Linked DNA regions of Homo sapiens: region 2 is linked to region 1. The links are chromatin contacts, found by Hi-C or POLR2A ChIA-PET in ENCODE. All regions are on one chromosome and are shown on one strand. The core of a region is the stretch at or near the end of the contact, and the rest is flanking DNA. Distances in the headings are between cores, read along the strand shown.

Region 1 (7,927 bases), core at 2,241-4,740:
GTATTTAAGAGCTAACAGGCTACTCCAAGGAGTTGATGATCAAAGAGTCAAGCTTCAGATTATTCTCTGTAAATATGCCTCTAGTTGCATGTAGTTAGAAGATAACCTGCCTGGACATCTTCTAGCCGAAGCTCGAAGAATCTTCTCCTGATCTCCTCCTATCTCCACACCAAGTTCCTCAGAGGCACCTCAAACAGCAAGGGGCACCATGCAATCCAACAGTTTCTCTTCTGATGGGCAAACACCTTCCCACTTAAAACACTGAGGGAAGAGAAAAGAAACTCTAAAGGCTGTGGCCCTGTACTCCAGATCCATTATATTCAGAAAGTGATCCAAGAAGAAACCAGAAGTAGAAACGTGAAATATCCAAAAGCAAGTGGATCTTGATTAAATTACTACATTGCCTTTTAAATAACTGCAGTTTGTGTTAGACTTCGTTTCTTTAAACCTGAAAGTCCATTTTGCATCATGAAAAGGGTGAAGACTGCTTAATGGCAACCATTAGACTCTGATCAGACAGCTCAGACCCTTGCTAGCCACAAGGCTTTTAAAACAGCTAACATCTTTCCTTTAAGACATTTGCTTCATCTGTTAAATGGGATAAGAGTACCTCCCTTTTGGGGTCTTACGGGGATTAAATATGGTAATGTGCAAAAAGCACCTGGTATAGAGCCTGATCCTTGGTTTATGTTCTACAAGTTGTGTTCATCAGGAGAAAGAAGAGGAGGAGGAGGAGGAGGATCAACACATATACACTGGAGAGAAAGCCCATTTTAGTGTTGGAAATGGCCCCAGGTGTATACCCCAGGACCTACTCTGATCTCTCCAGAGGGCGGCTTTCATTTTGGGAAAAGACTGATTGTTGTCTGTTCTTTGCCCATCAACTACATTTCTCCCTTAAGGATGCTATGAATTTTCATGTTCACATAAAGCACTCAATCAGGAAACCAAGCTGTCAATCATGGACAATGGGCAGGACTCTTAAGAGGGTAGATCAAGAAAGGAAAATATCTGGCTGGTAAGAGTTTAAAGCAAGAGGCAAAGCAGTGAAAGTCTCCAGTGGAATGCAAACCCAGTTAAAGAGAAACGTAGTGTCTGTAATGCTTTCAAAGGTATATACCACTCCATACTTAGTATGTGTTGAGTTTTTATTGAATGAAAAACAGAATAGGAAAAAGACAGGGACACCCACTTTCAACACTCCTATTCAATATAGTACTGAAAGTCCTAGCCAGAACAATCAGGTAAGAGAAAGAAAGAAAAGGCATCCAAATAGGAAAAGAAGTCAAACTATCTCTCTTCACTGATATGACTGTATAACTAGAAAACCCTAAAGACAAACGCTCCTGGAACTGATAAACAACTTCAGTATGAAGTTTCGAGATACAAAATTAATGTATAAAAACCAGTAGCATTTCTATAGACCAATAATGTTCAAGCTGACAGCCAAATCAAGAACGCAATCACATTTACAATAGCCACAAAAAAGAATAAAATACCTAGGAATACATCTAATCAAGCAGGTGAAAGATTGCTACAAGAAGTACGAAATACTGCTGAAAAAAATCACAAATGACACAAACAAATGGAAAAACCTCCCATGCTCATGGATTGGAAGAATCAATATCGTTAAAACAACCATATTGCCCAAAGCAATGTACAGATTTAACACTATTCCTATCAAACTACCAATATCATTTTTCACAAAATTAAAACAAAAACTATTCTAAAATTCATATGGAACCAAAAAAGATCCCGAATAGCCAAAGCAATCTTAAGCAAAAAGAACACAGTTAGATGCATCACATTACTTAATTTTAAACTATGCTATAAGGCTACAGTGACGAAAACAGCATGGTACTATTACAAAAACCAACACATACACCAATGGAACAGAATGGAGAACCCAGAAATAAAGCCATACATTGATAGCCATCTGATCTTCAACAAAGTCCACAAAAATAAACAATAGGGAAAGGATTATCTATTCAATTAATGATACTGGGATAACTGGCTAGCCATATGCAGCGGAATGAAAGTGAACACCTCCCTTTCACCACATATGAAAATTAAGATGGATTAAAGATTTAAATGTAAGATCAGGAACTATAAGAATCCTAGAAGAAAACCTAGGAAACACCATTATAAACATCAGCCTTGGAAAAGAATTTATGACTAAGTCCTCAAAAGCAATTGCAATAAAAACAAATACAGACAACTGGACCTAATTAAACTAAAGGGCTCTGCACAGCAAAAGAAAAATATCAGCAGAGTAAACAGACAACCTTCAGAATGGGAGACAATATTTGCAAATATGCATCTGACCAATATCTAATATCCAGAATCTATAAGGAATTTAAACAACTGAACAAGCAAAAAACAACCTTATTAAAAAGTAGGCATGGCAAGGCTGGGCACGGTGGCTCACGCCTGTAATCCCAGCACTTTGGGAGGTCAAGGCAGGCAGATCACTTGAGGCTAGGAGTTCAAGACTAGCCTGTTCAACATAGGGAAATCCCTCTACCCCAAAAAAAAAAAAAAAAAAAAAAAAAAACTAGCCAGGCATGGTGGTGTGTGCCTGTAGTCCCAGCTACTTGGGAAGATTTTTTTTTTCAATTCTATGATAATCTAAAAATAAAATATTCCCATTTATGAACAACAAGCCAGGCAAGAACCCTGATAACTGGCAATCAAAAGAGACTTGCATGTAAACCTTAGGTTTACCTTATGTTTGTTGGGTTTGGTACAATTCACAGGGTTCTTGCAAGGTGCTTTCCCCTTTGAAAAGGGGTCTACACATTACTTAAATGGAGAGATGCTGCTCTACAGCAAGGTCCTGAAATTCTGCTTAACATAACAGGAAAAAAAAAACTACATACAAATATTAAATATCCTTCTAGTGGGTGCTCTTAAATACTAAAAAGAAAAAAATCAGTGTCATTTCTATATCAGCATCTGAAGAGAATTAGCAAGAAGCCTTTTTGGTTTTTATAAGGCCACTTGGGAATACCTGCAAATAATAACTTTGTACCACGATTTGGAAAACAGCAGTTGAAGAGTTAACAAGTCTAAGGACAACAGACTCCTTTTTAAAAGATAACCAAGAATTTTTTTTGTAATTACGTCCTTAAAATTCCAAAAGTGAGTCACAGTTCCAAGTGATAAGTGGAATCCGATTATCATGCTAAGATTACACACAGTTCTCTTAACGAGATCCAGTCTGAATAAATAATAATTCACAGACATGAATGGTAAGATGGCTATGCTCATCTCTCAACATATCACTCACTTGGTCGGTGAGGTTCTCAAAGGGCTGGGCTGGGTTTGTAGGCAGGAGTTTCCTGGGCAGCAGAGTTTAAATGTGACTGATATCTCTGTTTCTGGTGCATGGCCAACAACGATAAACACACACACACAAATCCACAGTTGGCAACACTGGTGAGGACAGAGGCGTGGAAGCAATGCGACGCAACCCCGGTGGACTCCTAAGAAGTCTACAGTTCCCGCAGGTGTGTGCTCCGGCATCACAAACAACTTCGCTTCCGTCTGAAACTGAAACCTGAAGGGAACAAGCCTTGGAAGGAACAGAAAGCGTTCTGCTTGATCTGCACAGTCTCAGTTTTGACATTCAGAAAGCCACAGAAAGTTCTCTGGCCTCTGTTTTCATCCTTGAAATCCAGCCCTTACCAACATGCCCAGCACATGATGGTGTATTGTGGGGACTGCTTCACTCAGTCCTCTCAAAAACCTTATGAGGTTAAGTCCTTCTACTATCCGCATTATCCAGATGAGAAAATTACCCAAGTTAACCTTCAAGTCATTTGCCAAAGGTCATTCTGATAATAAGTGGGACAAGAGCCAGAATTCAAATTGTAGTCTGAGCTGCTGGATGTCACAACTAACTACCTGACCAGAGATAGGCAACTGACATGAATAATTCCATAATGCCAGGACATCTTAGTTCTGGTACAAACATAAGGATTTTTAGAATTGAAAATATTGCATATGAATATAAAAATGTGTTAGTCCGCCAACTCCACACAGAACAATGGCTAAGAGAAGACTCTCTTTCCTCCACAGCAATAAGCTATGTGGCAGAGAGGCCACACCACTCAGCAATCAGTATACTGATCACTGACATGGATGAGGACAGAGAATGGAGATTTAACCAATTGGCATAGTACCCAAGGTTGAAATGAACAAATCATATGATCAATCAAAGAATCAAAATTTCAAACTTCCAGCAAGGCGGAACCAGACTAATACCAACAGTATGAGATTTTACCAAGTAAAATACTACATGAGATTAATCAAAAAATCATCACAGTGCAGGAGCAGACAGAGCAGTGTTTCATACAAAAAAAAAGCATTTGAAACAAATGTTTAGATCAGCACTATTCATGATAGTCAAAAGTGGAAACTACCCAAATACCCATAAAGAAATGAGAGTATAAACAAAATGTGGTATATCCATAGAGTGGACTTTTATTTGTCCATAAAATAAATGAAGTATTGATACAACAAGGCTGGGCGTGGTGGCTCACGCCTGTAATCCCAGCACTTTGGGAAGCCAAGGCAGGCAGATCACTTGAGGCCGGGAGTTCGAGACCAGCCTGACCAACATGGTGAAACCCAGTCTCTACTAAAAATACAACAAAAAAAGTACTGATACAACAAGATAGATGAACCTTGAAAATATTTTGCTAAGTGAAAGAAGTCAGACACAAAAGGCCACCTATTAAATGAAATGTCCAGAATAGGCGAATTTATAAGATAGTAATTAGTAGATGCTTAGGGCTGGAGGTGTTTAACGAAAATAGGTAACTGCTAATGGGTATAAGGTTTCTTTCGGGTATAATAAAAATGTTCTAAAATAAGATCATTATACAACTCTTTGAATATATGCAAAATACTTTAAATGAGTAAACTGTATACTATATGAATTCTATCTCAATAAAGCTGTCACCAAAAGGGAAAAAAAGCAACTGGAGCATTTAGTTGTCTGTGTGTTTTCAGACAGCAATATACAGTACTTTAGACGATAGGAAAGCTAAACTGACCTTCAGGATAGCTCAAATTTAGGAAGAATTTATGCAAGAATGAAAAATGTTGTCACCATGAAGTGGTGAGCTCTCCAGTTATTAGAAGCATTCAAGCAGAGGCTATCTAACTGTTGGTCAAGAACACTACTAATTTCACAGATTCTTGGGATTTGGAAAATAAAACACACTATCAAAAAGATGTGTTTCCATTTAGGGCTGAGAGCTCTAAGGAACCATCTCTGAGATACCAAAACTCTAATATTTTTCATGGATGACATTTACGTGACTGAGGAATTAGTAAATAAATTAGAAAATGTTCAAGAGTACAAAATGTGGAGATAGGCTACCTGGAATCAAATCCATAGGCCATCTAAGCCTTAGGGAAGCAATCAGCCTAAGACTCAAGCTTTCTGTTTTGTAAAAAGAAGTCAACAATAATAATAGTATTAATAATATAGGCTAAGTGCAGTGGCTCACATGTGTAATCCCAGCACTTTGGGAGGCCAAAGCTTGAGCTCAAGAGTTTGAAACCAGCCTAGGTAACATGGTGAAACCCCACCTCTACAAAAAAATACAAAAATTAGCCAGGCGTGGTGGTGCATGCCTATAGTCCCAGCTACTCAGAAAGCTGAGATAGGAGGATCACTTGAACCTGGGAGGCCAAGGTTGCAGTGAGCTGAGATCATGCCGCTGCACTCCAACCTGGGTGATAAGAGTGAGACTCTGTCTCTAATAATAATTATTATTTATATATATAATATATATATAAATTAATACTTTATAGGGTAATTGGTAAAAACTAAACAGCATAATGATAAGGCCTTTCTCATAGCATTTCATTGGAACAAGATTTTTAGCAACTCCATGACAGCTTGATTTTCGCCAACTCATTTTATTGGATTTTATTTTAACATTAAGAATAGAAGTCCCATGCAACCAAATCATGCCTGTAATATGGCTGTTTGACAGGCTCCATCAAGTAGAAGTTAAGTCTTTATTGCATGCTCAGGAAGTCCATATGTGAATTTAACAAGGTCTCAGCTTTCCTTCAAACCTTGTCTATTACAAATACAGACTTTAGATATATTCTCACTTTGAGATCACTTACACTGTCGACTATTTGCAGGGCAAACGAATGCAATCAAACACTGAAGTGTCAAGGAGATTAGAGAACTGCCAAGGTCTGAACTATATCAACAGCTTGAAATCAGCTCACTCAACAGTGTTGTGACAGTATTACACTGGCAAAACAAACACAGCATATCAGATATGGCATCACATTCCAGCAGTTTATTTCTCAGACTTATAGAGAAACATCCCATCATTACAGTTGTTCCCAGAGGATAAGCACAGGCATTCTTCTCGGTTAACTCTGTAACAAATGCTTAGTGACCTCACAGGAGAAGAGGGGAAACTTTCAAACCTCTGCTGAGTGGTGGTCAAGAAGTTCTGTCCTGCTACCTGCTTTAAAAAGAACTGTAGCCTAAAAGTTTAGGTTTCCACAGAAAAAGCATTTGATAAAATCCAACACAACTTCATGGTTTAAAAAAAAAACACACACACACAGCCGGGCACGGTGGCTCACGCGCCTGTAATCCCAACACTTTCGGAGGTCAAAGTGGCAGATCGTGAGGTCAGGAGTTCGAGACCAGCCTGGCCAACATACTGAAACCCCGTCTCTACTAAAAATACAAAAAAATTAGCCGGGCGTGGTGGTAGGCACCTGTATCCCAGCTACTTGGGAGGCTGAGGCAAGAAGAATCGCTTGAACCTGGGAGGCGGAGGCTGCAGTGAGCCGAGATCGCACCACTGCACTCCAGCCCAGATGACAGTAGGAGACTCTGTCTCAAAAAACAGGCAGTTTGGTGGCTCACACCTGTAATCCTGGCACTTTGGGTATTTTTGCTTCAGTAAGAAATTAATGTATATAGATCATATGGCACACAGATCTCTTGAGGCCAGGCGTTCAAGAACAGCCTGGCCAATATGGCGAAACCCCATCTCTACTAAAAATAAAAAAAATTAGCCAGACATGGTGGCACACTGCTGTAATCCCAGCTACTTGGGAGACTGAGGCATGAGAATCGCTTCAACCCAGGAGGTGGAGGTTGCAGTGAGCTGAGATCACACCACTGCACTCCAGCCTGGGTGACAGACTGAGACCCTTTCATAAAAAGAACAAAACAGCAACACCAAAAAAAAAAAACCACTCGACAAACTAGGAATAACAGAGAACTTCCTCAACCTGAAAAAGGGTATCTATTAGAAACTCACAGCTAACATCATACTCAATAGTAAAAGACTATATATTTTTCCTCCTAAGATAAGGTACAAGATAAAGATGTCTGATCTCACCACTTCTATTTTGGAGGCCACCTCACTTCTACACTGAGGTTCTAGCCAGAGCAATTAGGCAAGAAAAAGAAATAAAAGGCATCCAGATTGGAAAAGAATAAGTAAAACTATTTCTATTTGCAAATGACATAATCTTGTATACAGAAAATCTTAAGGAATCCACAAAAAATACTATCAGAGATCATAAACGAGTTCATCAAGGTTGAAGGATACAAGATAAATATACAAAAAATCAATCGTATTTTTATACATTAGCAATGAACAATCCAAAAATTAAATTAAAATGTTTCACATCATTTTGTCCCAAATACATTCCAAATTTCCAATCCATAAGCTGCATCTATAACTCATCCCAATGACTTTCATTTCTGGCTCTTGGAAAACCACTTGTAATTGTACCCTAAGCTACTACAGGTTCCTTTATTTGATTAACAAATGCTTACCAAGTGCTTCCTATATCTCAAGTGCTGGGGGAAACAGTAGTGAACAAAGAATCCCTGCCACTCCCATCATGAAACTCACACTCCAGT
Region 2 (7,927 bases), core at 3,095-5,594, 82 kb before region 1:
TATGAGATAAAATGTCCACGACCTACAAACATATATTGTGCCAATATCAAACTCCTGGTTTTGATATTGTACTGTAATCCTGTAAGATGGAACCACTAGAGAAAACAAAAAAAGGGGGTATATGGGACCGCTCTGTACTATCTTGGCACCTTCCTGTGAATCTACAATTATTTCAAAATTAAAAGTTAATGGTATTTTTAATAATATATATCTCTTCTAAAGATAATCTAACAGTAGCCATCATTTTTACTTTCTATCCAACCCTTTTTGATAGAAACAAGGACCTCGTAACATGAGAAAATATATATTTAAAGACAATGAAACCATGGGGGTTTCCCTTTTCTTGTTTCACCAAAAATGTGCACATGTATCCTATTTATAATGGTAATACCAAGGGGGAGGGATGGAGGAAGATGAGGGCAGATAAAACTTAGCAACTTCTTAGAAAGATATCTCAACAGATCATCAGGCCATGAAAATTAATGCTGTTGTGACAGTAAAAAGAAAAAAAAATAGAAAAGTCACCATGACTTTAAATCTGTAACTTCCTGTCAATCATCCAATAAAATACTGGGAAATAAAACAAAAGTTTATTACCACACATTACCAGGCCTTTGAACAATGTACCAATTAAAGGATGGATTATATGAATTCTACAACAAAGACATTTCTTGAAAATAAAGGAGACAGGAAATCAGAATAGTCCTAAATATTTGACTTAGACTGAATACTGCATAGTTCTAACCTAGGGTTGGGTCACAAAACCAACTCCTCTAAATTTATCATCGACCTCTGCTCACCCCGAGAAACCCACTCGACAAATAATTTTTTAAGTTCCACTTGTATCTCTCAAATCATTCAAATTAAAACATTACTTTCAGAACTCCAACATCAGTTGGCACCTTTATAAAGTTCTTAAGAACAGAAAATACATTTCCATGATTGAATAACTATGTATTAGGCATCCTGTGTGCCAGATAGTACACCCCGTCTGAAGGAAAATTTTAAAAGGCAGTTTAAAAATTTAACCAAAATAAACAGACATAACATAAAATTCACCGTTACTCATTTCCTAACAAAAATTACAATTTCACTTTGAAGTTATAGTACTGAAATTAAAGGAAAACAGGACTAGAAATTTGATACTGACTTTCATATTTTATATAGTTGCTTTAAATATAAGCCTTGCAGGAAGACTTATGCATAAACAGAGTTCCAAAAGCCCAATTCTAATTCTAGCAAGTGGGCTGGATGCCCCATCCTGTATCTGATCCCCACCCTTATCCAGACTGCTTCCTCTGCTACATCAAAATCAATTTAGTGTCCAAATTTCCCTTCAGCTCAACTGCAAACTTTGCTATAATTTGAATGTATCCCCCAAAGTTCAGCTTTTAGAAACTTGATCCCTAATGCAGTGGTGTTGAGAGGTAGAGCCTAATGAACGTATTTGGCCCACGGGGGCATCAGCCTCATGAATGGATTATGAAGGGAGAGAGTTCATTATAAACAGACTAGTTTGGCCCTCTTTTGTGCATGTGTGTGTGTGTGTGTGTGTGTATTTGTTTTGCCCTCTCTCTTTGCTCTTCCACCTTTCGCTATGGAAGGACAGAGCAAGAAAGCCCTCACCAGACGCCAGCCCCTCCATCTTTGACTTCCCAGCCTCCAAAACCATAAGACAATAAATTTCTGTGCCTTATAAATTACTCAGTCTGTGGTAATCTGTTACAGCAGCACAACACAGATTAAGACAAGCTCAAGGGCCCGAATTGGTCTACTCCTTTTTCTCCTGGTCTCGATGCAACACTTCATGTTGCTGCATCTTGCCATACTAAGGAGAACCACTCTAAAGCTAAATCTGATCCACAGATGACAGAGCAGAAAGTCAGAAACAATATGAGGTTCCAGTGAAGTTCACTGGTCGCTGATTGTCTGGAAATACACTACTTCTGGATCTCCAGTATTTATACTAACTTATTTCTTTATTTTCTCATTGTTCTGAGTTGGGTCTTCCCTTACTTGAACCGAGAGCATCCCAGGTGACACATGGATTTTGCTTACATGGCAGCCCTAGCCAGGGGATGACCTCTATGGATTTTAAGGGAAAAAAAAGTTCTCCAGGAACTTTTTGACTTAGGAAAATATGCAGGACATGGTGTTAAATATGAAAAACAGGACACAAAGCTAATCCAAAAATATAATGTTCTTCTTGTTAAATTATTGTATAATATTCCATCTTACAGATGGTCAAACCCCATCAGTTGGCTGATGTGACTTTGTGCAAGTTAGAAAAGGTACTCCCTTCTCTAGACACATCTCTACCATCTTCCAGGATAAAGGCCCAATAACTGTACTCAATTGCATAGTGTCTCTGTAGTGAATGGTACATCTTTGAGTTTGTAAACATCTCTACTGGAGGCACCTGTAACCCAAACTTCTAGGAAGCCACTGTATCCTTGAACTCATCATCAAATATCAAATGGTTAACAGCACAATCAAAACTGATGATACTATATTACTTAAAGCGCTAAAATAGTTCAGGTTGCAATTCTAATGTAGTCACCCACCTGGAACAGTAATCAATTCTCAAGTAGTACCAGAGAGTGGCCAGTGACCAGAAACAGAAATGTACAGTAATTCCAGCTAGGGAAGAATCAACACTGAAGGGTAAAATTTGGTGCAAATTTATTATGCTTGGTTAAATTTACAATGCAGTTGAAAGGCAAGAAGAAGTTAAATAATCCTGTAAGACAATCACCAGAGAGATGTCTGATTAAGTGCCAGCAAATAGAACAGACAATAAATTAAAATTACAAGCAAGAAGAGTGGACTTAAAGACATCACAGCTAAAATACTTACATAATCAAGGCCAACGCAGCAGAAACAAGTGACAAATCTAATCGTCTAAGTTATAATGGCCAGTGTTTTGCCACTGGATAATATTTCTAAAGCCTCTAACTGCATTTTCCATTGGCGGGGATTAATCCATCAATGGAGGTCAGCTTTAGAAATCTAGCTACATCAGAAATACAGGTCTCTCTTCCAGTATTATTTTAATGTACTCAATCAATGTGTACTTTGCACCTGCCATATCCTGCACATACAGCAGTGAAATAAACTGACAGAAGTTCTTGCCATCCAAACCTCATCTATGATATCAGAAGTCAGGACGGTAGTAGCCCTTGAAGTGGGAAGAGGGGAGCATGGGGAGACCTTCGGGAGTGATACTGTTTTTTCATCTGGGAGTTGGTTACATGGCTGTGTTCAGATATTGTGATTATTCATTGAGCGGTTCACTATAATGCATGCATTTTTCCACATGCATGTTACAATTAAATACGAGTTTAAAAATTCCCGTTGGCCGGGAGTGGTGGCTCACACCTGTAATCCCCACACTTTGGGAGGCCGAGGCAGGTGGATCACTTGAAGTCAGGAATTCAAAAGCAGACTGGTCAACATGGTGAAACCCCACCTCTCCTAAAAATACAAAAATTAGCTGGACGTGGTGGTGCATGCCTGTAATCCCAGCTACTCGGGAGGCTGAGGCAGGAGAATTGCTTGAACCCAGGAGGTGGAGGCAGTGGTGAGCCAAGATCCTGCCACTGCACTCCAGCTCCAGCCTGGGGGACAGAACAAGAATGTGTCTCAAAAAAAAAAAAAATTCCCTTGTCATCATGGTGTTTACCCCCTAAGCAGGACGGAGGAGGGATAAATAATGAACAAGATAAAGTAAAACATATAGAATGACAAATGGTGCCCAGGAGAAAAAAAGTAGGGAGAGGACATAGGACAAGTCAGGACTGCACTGTAAAGTGAGCAAGAGCGGCCAGCAAAGGCCTTAGGAAAATGTGACATTTGAGCAAAGACTCACAGAAGCAGTCAAGAGCAAGTTGGGTCTCAGAAAAGAACGTTCCAGGAAAGGGGAGAGCAATTACAAAACAGTGAGGCACAAGGGTGTCTGGGAAGTGTGAGGAACAGCAAGAAGTCCAGGGTCGCTAGAGCAGAGTGAGTGAGTGATGATCAGACTCAACCTAACTGTAAGCCCTGCTTTTCCAAACCCCAACCACACATGGCCTCAATTCAGAGAGACTTCAGAATTGATTAACATAACTTCTGGGAGGAAGAAACAGGATGAAGGATTGAGAAAACGGAAAAGGGAGGGTAAGGAACCATAATAGGAAAGGGCCAGCCACCAGTTAGGTTTATTCCACCTTCTCCCTGTTCCCTTTCTCTGCCACTGCCAAGCCTGCTGACAAAGACACCACCGAAGGCTGTATCACAGAGGAAAACTGGCAGTGGGGAGACCCGGGAGAGCCAAGAGTCACTACAAAGGACAGAGAGGAGGGGCACATCCCCTGAGTATGCACTCCCCACACACTTTAGCAAGAAAAGACCTCGACACCAGTCATCCCCACAACTCCCAGTTAGAGGCCCAAGGCGCAGGGGCTTGATAAATACTTGAGAACACCTGCAGTCTTCTCTGTTAATTAAAAAAATTAAGCCCAGGGCCTTTCCTCGATTACATCTTCATAGAAAATACAAGTCAACGAACAAATTCCTTCTCCCAAATTTCTACAATTCATATCCAATTGCCATTCTTCTCTCTCCATTGTAAGATCGTACAGTTTCACAGCAGGCAAAGCAATACAATGTCTCATGTCTGGAATCCTTGCTGTTTGGGAAAGCTTTTACAAGAGGAGAAGTGGAAATCCTTGCCTAAAATGAGGTTTGGGAATTTCTACTGGCTTTTAGTGAGCCAGGTGATGGCTGGTATATGTACCATTCTTGATGGATTGTTGGGGACAATCCATTAAGTCAACAAAGCTATAAGAGGTACAAATTCAATGTCGATTGTTTATCCCCTTTCAACTTAAGAACCAAACTCCAAATTCACTGTGTGTGTGGCAATTCAATGACTCCTGGGAAGTCAATAGCATTGAACTTCATGCTTCTATTACAAATGGGAAAGGACTAGATGAGGGCAGGGCACCAGGCCAAAAAGGTTATCAAAACCTTTCTGCAAAGTCCAATTCTATCCAGCGAAATCATCAGCCTGTCTTATGAGTCTCTGGGCCACTTCAAGTCCCTGGTTTCTAATTGCTTTAAAAAAGTTACTAAGTTACAGTAGCACAGAAGATGGCACACAGGCTGCTTTTGGAGATACGGTTTTTCCTGATTTTGTTTCAAAGCAACAGAGACACAGGCAAAAACCTCCTTCTGTGCTTTCTGCTCACTCCCATAACTAATATAAAACAGTCTCAGATTTTAAAACTAACGGATGGTCACATCACAATGTCACAATGTCACATGATTGTGTAGTCTTTTAACCCGCTGAAGCCAAGTATGTGTTAAAGTGGATCCACACCTTCTCCAGCATACAGTTTCAATCAACCTGGCATTTTTCCATTCATTTCTATGGACCATCACAGCTTGTTAAAATGAAAATTAGCTAAGAATATAAAATGAATTTTTAAAACTAAAGCAATGTCAATGATCTAACAAATTCTTCCCTGAATGAAGTTTCCAAATCTGTCTTGGTTCTCTGAGTCTGCGTTTTTTTTTTTTTTTTGGTTTTTGTTTTTTTGTTTTGTTTTGTTTTGTTTTAGACAGGGTCTTGCTCAGTCACCCATGCTACAGTGCAGTGGCATGATCTTGGCTCCCTGCAACCTCCACCACCCAGTCAAGCAACTCTCCTGCCTCAGCCTCCCAAGTAGCTGGGACTACAGGTGCCCGCACCACCATGCCCGGCTAATTTTTTTATTTTTAGTAGAGACAGGGTTTCACCATGTTGGCCAGGCTGGTCTCAATCTCCTGACCTCAAGTGATCCACCCACCTTGGCCTCCAAAGTGCTGGGATTATAGGTGTGAGCCACCATACCCAGTCGAGTCTTAGTTTTTACAAAGCTATATGTCTGGGTGAAACAGTAGCTTAATATGTTCTAATACCTACAATAAAACACAAATCTTTTGGTATTTATTTTTATTTTTATTTTTAAAGACAGGGTCTGGCTCTGTCGCCAGGCTGGAGTGCAGTGGCTCAAACTCAGCTCACTGCAATCTGCAACTCCCAGGTTCAAATGATTCTCCTGCCTCAGCCTCCCAAGTAGCTGGGACTATAGGCACAAACCACCACGCCCAGCTAATTTTTTTTGTATTTTTAGTAGAGACGGGGCTTCACAATGTTGACCAGGATGGTCTCGATCTCTTGACCTCATGATCCGCTTGCCTCGGCCTCCCAAAGTGCTGGGATTACAGGCATGAGCCACCACTCCTGGCCCACAAATCATTCTTTATAGTAACACCTACTAGTTCTCCTTCAAGTAAAAAAAGTGTATGTGTATCAATTTACTCATTGTGGGAAAATACAAGAGTGATTTTGAGGCAGAGACCTCTCAAGTTCTGGGTCTATTGCCTTTGGCTATAAAAACTCAGTCCTTAGTTTCCTCATCTGTAAAATGGGAATAATAACAATATGTACCTCAAAGGGTTAGGGTCAGGATGATGCATTGCATATAGGAAGCATGAATAAATTGTAACCATTACTATTATTGCTACTATTTTTCTTTCCTGTGGGCATTCAGAGACTAACCACACAAGGCAGAAAAAAATGGCCTGTATGGACTATTTGACTTCAAAAACATAAAAATCTTTTACAACACGTGAATCCATGAAACAGCTATATAACAATTAAACAAGAGCATCAATATATCTTTTGCAATAAATACTACTAGAGTTTAAGACAAAGAAACAAGTCACCATAATTGGTTATGAAGCCTATGTCCCTGGGAATTTTTATTTTTTATTTTTTGTTGACATGGAGTCTCACTGTGTTGCCCAGGCTGGAGTGCAGTGGCACGATTTTGGCTCACTGCAACCTCTGCCGCCCAGGTTCAAGTGATTCTCCTGCCTCAGCCTCCTGAGTAGCTGGGATTACGCGTGCCTGCCACCGCACCCAGCTAATTTTTGTAGTTTTTAGTAGAGATGGGGTTTCACCATCTTGGCCAGGCTGGTCTTGAACTCCTGACCTCGTGACCCACCCACCTCGGCCTTCCAAAGTGCTAGGATTACAGGCGTGAGCCAACATGCCCAGCTGGGAGTTTTTATTTAAAAAGTAAGCAAGTATTTTTACCAGGTAGTTTAAGTACAGTTTGTATTTTAGCCCTAAAATGCTGTGACTTCAGGACACTTCATAACCCAACAATAAGAAAAGATAATGAGAGAAAAAAAGAGTACGCAATGGGGACACATAAGATGAGTAATAAATATACCACTTTCTTTATAAAAAGGGACAATAATTTCTTTATCCATGTGTTCCTGACTTAAATATTAATAATCCAAAATGCTTCCAAAACAGATTGTTATCCCACAGGGTAGATGATCTTGTGTTTTGTCTTTGCTTTGTAATAAGAAATTGATTTCTGTCTCCTAGTTGAGATACATCTTTGATAAACAACAAAATTCACTGTCTTAAGATATTAGGACTCTATGGGTAAATTATTCATGAAAAAAATACATTAAATTACCACAAAATAGCACTTCAGAGGAAGAAACACACTTCTGCAGAGTTCAAGATGACGTTAGAGGAACCTCAGAGTTGTGACGTGATCCCCAATTCTGGGGAAAAAAGCAAACAAACCATTCCCTAAAGAGTTATAAAGGAAAGGGGCGTGGCGGTGGCAGTGAGCTGAGAGCTTAGAGCCATTTCTGAAGCTTCCCTGTGATTCTGGATGCATTTCAGTGTTCCCAGCACCCTCACCACAGGAGACCCTCTCCATCCAGTATGTCATTATGCTCCTCTTATGTCTAGGAGAGTACTCTACACAAAGCAGTGAGTACTGACTCTGCTTATCTATCCAGGGACTAATAAATACAGAGTTAGCACTCACTTCTTGGATGGTAGAGATTTAAGGACCAAAAAAAAAAAAGCCAT

The links. A loop is a pair of places that touch in the nucleus more often than their neighbours do. ChIA-PET counts read pairs that join two places held with the same protein, here RNA polymerase II (POLR2A). Pooled maps may share reads with other maps.
Region 2: a map of GM12878 shows a loop between it and region 1 (2.3-fold over the local background). The contact joins two enhancer-like sites. A Hi-C loop is called at or near these places in 4 of 168 maps with a recorded cell type or tissue (Caco-2, DLD1, GM12878 and 1 more), 7 of 37 single-sample maps with no recorded cell type and 3 of 50 pooled maps. POLR2A ChIA-PET finds 5 or more read pairs at or near these places in 1 of 52 experiments (WTC11).

Annotation. Positions count from the first base shown.
Region 1 is chr3:61,633,219-61,641,145 of GRCh38, reverse strand. The region is part of intron 1 of PTPRG (protein tyrosine phosphatase receptor type G); the gene reads right to left. It overlaps LOC124909388 (a long non-coding RNA gene), which reads right to left. Exons shown (of 2, transcript XR_007095940.1): 2 at 6,313-7,927. Among named protein-coding and RNA genes, the nearest start is that of PTPRG, 76 kb to the right of the region's middle. Within about 2 kb of position 3,490, at least 16 of the 41 ENCODE cell types and tissues checked have a DNase peak (open chromatin) inside an H3K27ac peak, as active enhancers do.
Region 2 is chr3:61,715,853-61,723,779 of GRCh38, reverse strand. The region is part of intron 1 of PTPRG (protein tyrosine phosphatase receptor type G); the gene reads right to left. Among named protein-coding and RNA genes, the nearest start is that of PTPRG, 160 kb to the right of the region's middle. RefSeq lists an enhancer at 7,766-7,927. Within about 2 kb of position 4,344, at least 2 of the 41 ENCODE cell types and tissues checked have a DNase peak (open chromatin) inside an H3K27ac peak, as active enhancers do.